Linked DNA regions of Homo sapiens: region 1 is linked to region 2. Evidence: read pairs that join two places in POLR2A ChIA-PET (ENCODE). Cell type or tissue: OCI-LY7. All regions are shown on one strand. Each heading gives the region's core, and the rest is flanking DNA. Links, peaks and the distances in the headings are about the cores only.

Region 1 (5,388 bases), core at 289-5,288, 65 kb before region 2:
AATGATAGAGTCAAACACTGAAATCAGTCTTTTTCAAGATCTAAATCCAATTCAAGATCAAGGTCCAAGTCCCAGCCCAAGAAAGAAATGAAGGCTAAATCGTGTTCTAGGTCTGCATCGCATGCCAAAACTAGAGGCACCTCTAAAACAGATTCCAAAACATATTACAAGTCTTGCTCAAGACATAAAAAGGAATCAAGGAAAAAAGAACCGCCTTGTTCCAAATCCCAGTCAAGGTCACAGTCTAGGCCTAGGTCAAAATCTAGATCAAGATCTTGGACTAGTCCTAAATCCAGTGGCTACTGATAGTATAAACCATGATCATTTTTAGGCACGTATCGTTCATTCGCTCATAGATTGGCTTAAATTATCAGGAATACAATGTTTAACAAACACTTGTTAGTTTTCCCTGTACCAGGCAATGGTTATATTAAAATGACATGCTGTTGAGAAGCCACTCTTGAGTCCAGTTTGTTTAGTGCTATGGGCAGCTACCAATTTGTTGTGTCTGTGTATATTTTTGTAAAGATTCTCGTTTTTATGCTTGAAGTATTTGGTGAAAAGATGTTGGTTAACCATAATTTGCAACATTGTCTTACTAAACTTTCATATTAATATTTGGTAGAACTGTTAACCTAGGAAGGAGTAAGATAGAGTGTTACAAAAGTGAAGTTGTGGCCACAGTACAACACTGACTGCTCAGACACATTTAGGTTCAGTGTGGACCTTTATGTCTTATCAAGATGTCTAGGCCCTTGATAATAGTTTATGATGCAATGTGGATTAGTTCTTTTGTTAACTCCACCGTCTTGGGGAATAATGCCAACTGAGTTATGTAGTATTTTCAAGGAGATTAAGTTTTTGACTGAAACATGGAGCCTTTGCTTTTTTTCTGATTTCTATAGACTTGGAACAAAAAAACATCAGAAAGACTCACCTTAAAATTTGAGGGGGTCAATGATGGCAGAAACAATTTTAAGGGGAAAAGAATGTTCTTATGTGGTTATTCTAAAATTTAAGAAGTACTGTTGACCATAACATTGCTTAGTTTTCTTACTGCCCTTAGAAACGAGTGAATTGTTTCAAAGTAGGCTATGTGTCGGGGGCGGGTGTATAGTGTAAAATAACTGAAATGTTGATGCTTACAGCACTTGGTCTATACATTCGTATCAAAATTTGCCTGCTTCTTTATGTGGGAGGCTTGCTTTTCGCACCTCAGTTTATTTAATGTGAGGCAAGTTCAAAAACAACACATTCATTCTAGGTGATTCTGTGGTGCCATGAAATTTAAAATGATTTTGGAAAAAAAGATTAGTCAGTTTTAAGCATGAGTCACATCTTTTGAATTTTTGACTACCAGTGTAGTACCTGACTAAAAATAAAGAAATAATACCCTTTACCATTTATAATTTCTAGTACTCCTCTGAAAGATTGTTTTGGGGACAAAAGTGACTTGACATGTCTAATCTCATATTGCATAAAAAGCTAGCACCTTTTAAAATCTCAGATTGCTTGCTTAAAGATATAAGTAAGAATTATGGAGAAGCAATTCCTTTAAGAGGATTACTTATTTCAGTTGTTTTTAGTAATCTAGGCTTTGTCTGTAGAGAACAAAACGATGGCAGTAAGCTGAGATAGCTCAATTGGGAGAGTATTAGACTGAGAACAAAACGATGATTTTTAAATACTACATGCTAAGTGCTTAAGGGGTTGATTGTAGGACCTTTGTATATTTGATAGTATTTCTTCCATTTCTTTAGTGTTTGCAGTTAATGTTCTGTTCTGCTACGCAATCATTTATATGCATGTTTTTTTATTTTTTAAAGATTTTCCTGGATGTATAAACAACAAAAAGTGTATTTAAAACTGTAGCAGTAGTTTGCAGTTCTAGCGGAGAGGAAAGTTGTAGGGCTAAACTTTCTACTTTTTTTCTTGTAGAAGCTTCTAAAAAGGCATTTTATAGTTCTCTTTAACAAATATTGTGTACAGCTTTTAAAACATCAATATTTGGATCAAAGCAAGACCCAGCTTATTTTCTGCTTGTTGTAAATTAAGCAAACAGAAATAAAAAACTTTATTTTATGAAGGAAAATTTTTCTTCATTTTGCTATAATAAAAACAAAATGAAGAAAAAAGATTTGATTTACTGTTCTCTAAGAAAAAAAGAGATTTAAATTTAGTAATATAGTGTGATTTTACTCTTTTTCCAGAAGCATACACTGAACAAAGCTCTAGTTAGCCAATAGGAAAAATGCTCTAATGGAAGAGTGGAGAGTAATTTATTCATAGGCCAGTTAATAAGACCCTGGAATGTTCCTGCCTAGAGCAAATTTTCCAACCATATTTCCTTATTCTGGCTTGTTCTGCTCAGTAAGTTACCTTTCTAAGACATAATAAGGTCTTTTAGTCACATCAGACCTTTTGACCCAGGAATGCCACTTCTAAAAATTAGAAAATAAATTACGCTCCAAGGATTTCTCCAAAGCACTGTAAATAATGGGGGGAAGGGGATCCTGGAGTTAGTTAAATGTACAACAATTGAGGAATGAGTCCATAAAATAGAACATCAACAGGATGGAATATTGTTCAACCATTAAAATGATGCTTTTCATATGGCATTTTAAATATAGGAAATGCTTACTTTATAACATGTACACACACAGATACATACACACTCACAACTGAAGACAACAAAGTACTAAAATATTAATGCTGGTTATCCTTGAGTAATAGATTATGAGTGATTTTAAAAATATTTAATCAGTATTTTTCAATAAATTTTTCAATAATGACTTATCCATTAATTAAAATAAAATCTACAAATAGCAGAGCTTCTACTTTGTGAACTGAGATCTTCAAATAATGATTAATCTGTAAGCTTTCAAAAAACAACTGTGGGAAATGGGTAGGTATCTTTTCCTCTCCATCCTACATTACTCTTTCCTCATCCCACTCTAACTCTTCTACTTCTACTTCCTTCACATCAGCCCTGCCGTAATTCATTAACTAGAAATACCAAGAAACTGAAGGTGATTATTCAATATTTTAAAATTTTAAAACTGTTCAATTAAATGGTTGATCTTAGAATATATATTTTAAAAAAGAGGTAAAATAGCCCAATGGTTAAAAGAGCCTAAGGGCTTTAAAATTAGATAGACCTGGGTTTAAATCTTTGCCACTTAGGAGACCTCCTGCAAGTTTCACTTTCCTTATCTGTGAAATGGGAGTACCACTCTGCTCAGTGAATTGCTGTGAGGATGAAATGAGAGGATGCATCTAAAGTATAAGATGGTAGTATGCATTTGTTAGTCTGTTTTGTGTTGTTATAGCAGAATACCTGAGAAGGTAATTTATGAAGCACAGAGATTAATTCCTTGCAGTCTGTAGGCTGGAAGACCATGGTGAGCAGCTGGCTTCTAGTGATAACCTTCTTGCTGTGGTCATCCCATTGCAGAAGGCAGAAGGGCAAGAGAGGGCAAGAGGAGGTAAGTCGGGGAGGAAGAGAGAGCAAGCAAGCATGCAAGGTGTGCCCAAGAGTTCCTTGCAGTCTTAAGCCCTTTTATTTTTTTACGATTTGTATAAATTTAAGAGGTACAAGTATAGTTGTGTTACACGGATACATCGCTTAGTGGTGGCCTGGGCCTTTTAATGTAACCATTACCCAAATAGTGTATACTGTACTTGTTAATTTCTCAACCCTCACCATCCTCCTCCCACCCTCCCTCTCTTCTGAGTCTCCGATGACTATACTAAGCATTAATCCATTCATGAGGGCAGAGCCCTCATGACTTGTACCTCCCATGAGGCCTCATCTCCCAACACTGTTGCATTGAGGATTAAGTTTCCAACACATACTTTTTGAGGGGCACATTCAAACCATAGCAGCACTCAGTAAAAGGTAACTGCTGTTATTGTTTTCTAGTAATGTTATTGCTGTTTTGGGTAAGCAACCCCTAAGTTTTAATTTTTCTGTGGGGGGATAAAAAAGCTTAGTGGGGTACTGTGGCTATTCAGTCATTTGGACTTCTCAGATCACTAACATTTCAAAAAGAATTTGGGAGACCTATATGGAGCTGTCAAAATTTCCTTTACAAAGTAGGTATTAATCAATTTTCCCTCAAATGTCTTGTACAGCTGATGTTTTCAAACTATGCATTTATCACTAACCCACACTAGAGTTAATTGTTATGTCTGAATTCTCTTTAATGGTTTCTCCTTCTGCTTGTTTCTATGAGGCTGGGAGGGTTGAACTGTATAACATCCCACATTCTGAACTGGCCTAATTATTCCCACTTGAGGTCAGTTGATTTGTCCCGCCATCTCCTATATCTTCTGTAAACTGAGATGTAGGTCTATAAGCTTGATTAGATTTAAGCAGAACAGCCTTGGGAAGAATAAATACTTCATTGGTAGTGATGAACTTCATCTTGAAACATGTCTATTCCTTGGCCAAGTTGAGTGTGCAGATTCTGTGTGCTCTAGGCAGATTTATGGTTCCCAAATAGATCAATGCAAAATGAATCAAAATAATTCGTGTTATTAGAAATCCAATTGTTTTAAAATCATACATTTTGGATTGTGAGAATTGTGTTACCCAGCTCTTCTTCAAAAAAGATTTTACCTTGAAAAGCTAGAGCTGGCAAGTCAACACCAAAACTAAAATAAAATGAGGTGCATTAATGAAACAAAACAAAAAACAAAGTAGGTATTTAAACCCCACCAACAAAGTCACCATCACTATTATTTCATAAAAGAAAACTCATTCGAATAATCCCTAAAAAAGTGGAAGATACTTCAAGTAATCATTCCCAAGAAAGGACAGCTGGCAACTGCATGCCAAAAATTATCCTTATTTTTTTCACTTTGTCATATATCAGTAAGCACTTAAGGATTAACATCGGTCTGCAAACTGGTACTTGATGCAAGGTGCTTTACTTCTTGGCCTGATTTTTAATCCATGAATGAAGTTGTTCTAGCTACTTCATGGGAATGTTCATTCGATAAACACTAACCAAACACTTGTTATACTATTAAGCAGAGAAATTCAGGAGCAAATGAGGTCACGTATATGAAAACACTGCATACAGTGCCTTGTAGACTACAAAGCATCATAAAAATATGTGGTATTATTACAAATGTATATATTACATATATAATTATATAATAATATATATTACATATACATATTATATATATAATTACAAACTGATTCCTAAAAAGAGATTACCCAACATACGGTTTAGTGACTTAGTAATTTTCTATATTCATGCTATCACAAATAGTATTCAGAATACTTTAGAATGCTTATTTTCTTTTTTTTTTTAAAAGAAAATAGCTATATTTGTGATGTAGCTCATGATTCTGCCATTTTCTGCTTTATGGGAACTG
Region 2 (5,388 bases), core at 322-5,321:
GCAACAGATCACATGTAAAATTAATAACCACTAACTGCCAAACTCACTAGCAACCACTAGCTTCCTAAATTTAGAGCATCAGAGAATTGAATTTATAATTACTTTCACAAAGAACTGAAACTGAAATTTTCCTTACCACCGATAACTAAGAATAAAAGAAGACGTGGTGATCAAAGACAAGTTCACTTATAGTTTATTATCCATACTCTATATCCATTCTCAGAACAAAGGAATTAATATTCAATTTTTAGAAAACATTTTTATTAATTCAGGCAAGCACCTAAAATAACTATTATACTACTACAATATACTCCACTTAAACTCTACTTAATATACTCTACTTAAAACATACAATATACTCCACTTAAACTCCACACCTGTAATCCCAGCACTTTGGGAGGCCAAGGCAGGCAAATCAATTGAGCTCAGGAGTTTGAAATTAGCCTGGGCAACAAGGCAAAATCCTGTCTCTACAAAAAATATAAAAACTAGCCGGGCGTGGTGGCACACATCTGTAGTCCCAGGTAACCGGGAGGCTGAGGTGGGAGGATTGCTTGAAGCCAGGAAGGCAGAGGTTGCAGTAAGCCAAGATCGTGCCACTGCCCAAGCAAGAAATATTTTACCAATGATTCCCTTTGTATGAAATCTTACAATATGCCATTCAAAGCCTTGATTTAGGGGTACACGGTGAATTAAAAACTTGAATTCTGACAAAATTAAGCAATGACTATGGAATTTTATCCTTCTGTTACTATTCTTTGCACAAATTTTTAGTCCTTAAATAACATACCTCTCCTTAACAACAACTTACATTAAATGGGCACTTCTCATGTGCCAAGCATTCTGCTAAATATTTAATATAATTTAGAACATCCAGTCTTCATAACAAACCTTGAGACAGGTACCAGTATTGACCACACATTCCAGATAAAAAAAACTGAGGGATCAGGGAGGATGAGTCAGTCTGTACACACCTAAGAGGCAGAGCTAGAATTGAAAAACAGGCAGTGTGGGTCCAGAACCAGGGGTCTCATCACTGGAAATAGGAAAGCAGAGGCAATTTCTAAATGTCAAAGAACTGTATGTGAGATTTCTATTTCAAGATTTTCCAATCCTAATTCTATGACATGTTCCTTTAAATTAAAATTATGTTTGGAAGTTATGCTATAAGTAGGACTGTATCTTGGAATAATAAAAAACTGTGGATGGAAATCAAGCTCTTAGAGACAAGTAAAAATATGAAGTTACTTTAAAATCACTCAGAACCAGGCATATCTGTGATGTTTCAAAATAAAGTAAAATAAATTTAATAAATGAATGTGTTATCTAAGAAATTACTACGTGGTGCGGTGGCTCACACCTGTAATCTCAGCACTTTGGGAGGCCGAGGAAGGTTGGATCGCCTGAGGTCAGGAGTTCAAGACCAGCCTGGCCAACACGGTGAAACCCCATCTCTACTAAAAATAAAAAAAATTAGCTGGGCGTGGTGGCAGGTGCCTGTAATCCCAGCTACTCGGGAGGCAGATTCAGGAGAATTGCTTGAACCCGGGAGGTGGAGGTTGCAGTGAGCCGAGATTGCGCCATTGCACTCCCCACTGGGCAACAAGAGCGAAACTCCATCTCAAAAAGAGAAAAAAAAAAAAAGAAATGACTACATAAATTTATCCTACTTGGCATTTTATAGAGCTAAGCAAAATGATAAACTAATTTAAAAACACAGGAATGTATAAAAAATTGCAGCCATAATATTATTTACTAAACTGTATTGAATTTACCTCATAACCTGAATACCTTCTAAAAATAACATGGACTAGCTTTAAAAAGACACCACGGGGTAACTTGCAAACTTATCCTATGATGCCTTACACAGATGGCATGCTCCCTCTAATAACAGATCCTCTACTGGGGCCCTAAAGAGAAATTCTGTACCTGTTAATATTTTCTATACTACAGAATTTTAAAATGTCTTTGGCTTCCTTATTTGGGTTACTTTAAAAAATGTGTTTCATTTAGTGAACTTACAGCTTCATAACACTTTCTGCTCTATTACCATTTCTTTCTTGAGAGGTAACTTCTTGCTTAACATTTAAGAACCAAAGGCCAGGTGTGGTGTCTTGGCTGGGAGCAGTGGCTCACGCCTATAATCCCAACATTTTGGGAGGCCAAGGCGGGCAGATCACTTGAAGCCAGGAGTTCGAGACCAGTCTGGCCAATGTGGCAAAACCCCATCTCTACTAAAAATACAAAAATTAGCTGGGCACAGTGGCAGGCGCCTGTAATCCCAGCTACTAGGGAGGCTGAGGCAGGAGAATCACTTGAACTCAGGAGGCAGAGGTTGCAGTGAGCCGAGATCACGTCACTGCACTCCAGCCTGGGTGATGCAACGACACACTGTCTCAAAAAAAATGAAAAAAAAAAAAAACAAAAAAAACTGAACCAAAGGAGTGGCTATGACAGTTCTACAAGGTAACTTTAGTGGTTGCAAGAAGAAAATAGAAAGCTGTATACAAACTCAAGATTAGTTCTCTGATTCTAGAGACCCAGCTCTATTCTCAAATTACCAAACATTTGTGATGATTATTTTTTAATAATTAAAAGTTTTAATAATTTTTTAATTAAAATTAATAATACAACAGAAAGAACTGAGTCCCACTGACTCTGGCCTAGAACCTGTATTAAAGCATACTCTTCCTACTTTCCACTAGTTCTGCAACCAAAAATCATTCTGAAGACCCTCTTTATTTAAAATCCAGAATCCTCACCAAATTTAGAGTACTTTTAGGGGTGGGAAAAAAACAAACTATGAGCACTGCTGTTTACCTCAAAGGATGAGCCCAGTTAAAAGTTCCCCAAATGAAAATTTGAATATGGGACAAAGGATAAATTTTCAAATCACTATTTCCTGTCTACTTTCTCCTCCCCGGCAAAAATTCCATAACATATAGAAATGCTTGTGATTTTTGCACATTGATTTTGTATCCTGAGACTTTGCTGAAGTTGCTTATCAGCTTAAGGAGATTTGGGGCTGAGACGATGGGGTTTTCTAAATATACAATCGTGTCATCTGCAAACAGAGACAATTTGACTTCCTCTTTTCCTAATTGAATATCCTTTATTTCTTTCTCTTGCCTGATTGCCCTGGCCAGAACTTCCAACACTATGTTGAATAGGAGTGAGAGAGGGCATCCCTGTCTTGTGCCAGTTTTCAAAGGGAATGCTTCCAGTTTTTGCCCATTCAGTATGATATTGGCTGTGGGTTTGTCATAAATAGCTCTTATTGTTTTGAGATATGTCCCATCAATACCTAGTTTATTGAGAGTTTTTAGCATGAAGGGCTGTTGAATTTTGTCGAAGGTCTTTTCTGCATCTATTGAGATAATCATGTGGTTTTTGTCTTTGGTTCTGTTTATATGATGGATTACATTTATTGATTTGCATATGTTGAACCAGCCTTGCATCCCAGGGATGAAGCCCACTTGATCGTGGTGGATAAGCTTTAGCTTTTTGATGTGCTGCTGGATTTGGGTTGCCAGTATTTTACTGAGGATTTTTGCATCGATGTTCATCAGGGATATTGGTCTAAAATTCTCTTTTTTTGTCGTGTCTCTGCCAGGCTTTGGTATCAGGATGATGCTGGCCTCATAAAATGAATTAGGGAGGATTCCCTCTTTTTCTATTGATTGGAATAGTTTCAGAAGGAATGGTACCAGCTCCTCTTTGTACCTCTGGTAGAATCTGGCTGTGAATCCATCTGGTCCTGGACTTTTTTTGGTTGATAGGCTATTAATTATTGCCTCAATTTCAGAGCCTGTTATTGGTCTATTCAGGGATTCAACTTCTTCCTGGTTTAGTCTTGGGAGGGTGTATATGTCCAGGAATTTATCCATTTCTTCTAGATTTTCTAGTTTATTTGCGTAGAGGTATTTATAGTATTCTCTGATGGTAGTTTGTATTTCTGTGGGATCGGTGGTGATATCCCCTTTATCATTTTTTATTGTGTCTATTTGATTCTTCTCTTTTCTTGTGTATTAGTCTTGTTAGCGATCTATCAATTTTGTTGATCTCTTCAAAAAACCAGCTAATGGATTCATTGATTTTTTGAAGGGTTTTTTGTATCTCTATCTCCTTCAGTTCTGTTCTGATCTTAGTTATTTCTTGCTTTCTGCTAGCTTTTGAATTAGTTTGCTCTTGCTTCTCTAGTTCTTTTAATTGTGATGTTAGGGTGCCAATTTTAGATCTTTCCTGCTTTCTCTTGTGGGCATTTAGTGCTATAAATTTCTCTCTACACACTGCTTCAAATGTGTCCCAGAGATTCTGGTATGTTGTGTCTTTTTTCTCATTGGTTTCAAAGAACATCTTTATTTCTGCCTTCATTTCGTTATGTACCCAGTAGTCATTCAGGAGCAGGTTGTTCAGTTTCCATGTAGTTGAGCGGTTTTGAGTGAGTGTCTTAATCCTGAGTTCTAGTCTCACTGCACTGTGGTCTGAGAGACAGTTTGTTATAATTTCTGTTCTTTTACATTTGCTGAGGAGTGCTTTACTTCCAACTATGTGGTCAATTTTGGAATAAGTGCAATGTGGTGCTGAGAAGAACGCATATTCTGTTGATTTGGGGTGGAGAGTTCTGTAGATGTCTATTAGGTCTGCTTGGTGCAGAGCTGAGTTCAATTCCTGGATATCCTTGTTAACTTTCTGTCTCGTTGATGTGTCTAATGTTGACAGTGTGGTGTTAAAGTCTCTCATTATTATTGTGTGGGAGTCTAAGTCTCTTTCTAGGTCTCTAAGGACTTGCTTTATGAATCTGGGTGCCCCTGTATTGGGTGCATATATATTTAGGATAGTTAGCTCTTCTTGTTGAATTGACAGGGTGGGGAACATCACACACCGGGCCCTGTCTTGGAGTAGGGGACGGGGGAGGGATAGCATTAGGAGATATACCTAATGTAAATGACGAGTTAATGGGTGCAGCACACCAACATGGTACATATATACATACGTAACAAACCTGCATGCTGTGCACATCTACCCTAGAACTTAAAGTATAATAAAAAAAATTCCATAACTTTATAATAAAGGATTTTATCTAGAGGAGGAACTTTTAGAGAGAACCCTAAGAAAAATCTTTTATATTTTCAGAAATAACTCCATGCCTCTTCTTCCTACTTCCTAAAAAGGAAAAAAAAAGTTCTCATTTTCAAAGAGGCTCTCCAAGCTCTGTTATTTTCTTATTTATTTGTTTGTTTATTTATTTTATTTATTTATTTTTTTGGAGACAGAGTCTCGCTCTGTTGCCTAGGCTGGAGTGTAGGCGCAATCTCGGCTCACTGCAAACTCCGCCTCCTGGGTTCAAGAGATTCTTGTGCCTCAGCCTCCCAAGTAGCTAGGATT

What was found. Peaks named below come from ENCODE experiments on the same cell type or tissue, not always from the same donor. Only the 100,000 strongest peaks of a DNase experiment are listed, where the experiment ranks them.
Region 1: POLR2A ChIA-PET joins it to region 2 with 5 read pairs; 2 of 35 experiments call an interaction of 5 or more read pairs at or near these places.

What each region holds. Positions count from the first base shown.
Region 1 is chr4:77,952,918-77,958,305 of GRCh38, reverse strand. It overlaps the pseudogene LOC100128297. Among named protein-coding and RNA genes, the nearest start is that of MRPL1, 93 kb to the right of the region's middle. In OCI-LY7, for the core only: no CTCF peak of the experiment used is centred there; no DNase peak of the experiment used is centred there.
Region 2 is chr4:77,888,384-77,893,771 of GRCh38, reverse strand. The region is part of intron 5 of MRPL1 (mitochondrial ribosomal protein L1); the gene reads right to left. Among named protein-coding and RNA genes, the nearest start is that of MRPL1, 28 kb to the right of the region's middle. In OCI-LY7, for the core only: no CTCF peak of the experiment used is centred there; no DNase peak of the experiment used is centred there; H3K4me3 peaks cover 716 bases; H3K27ac peaks cover 2,767 bases.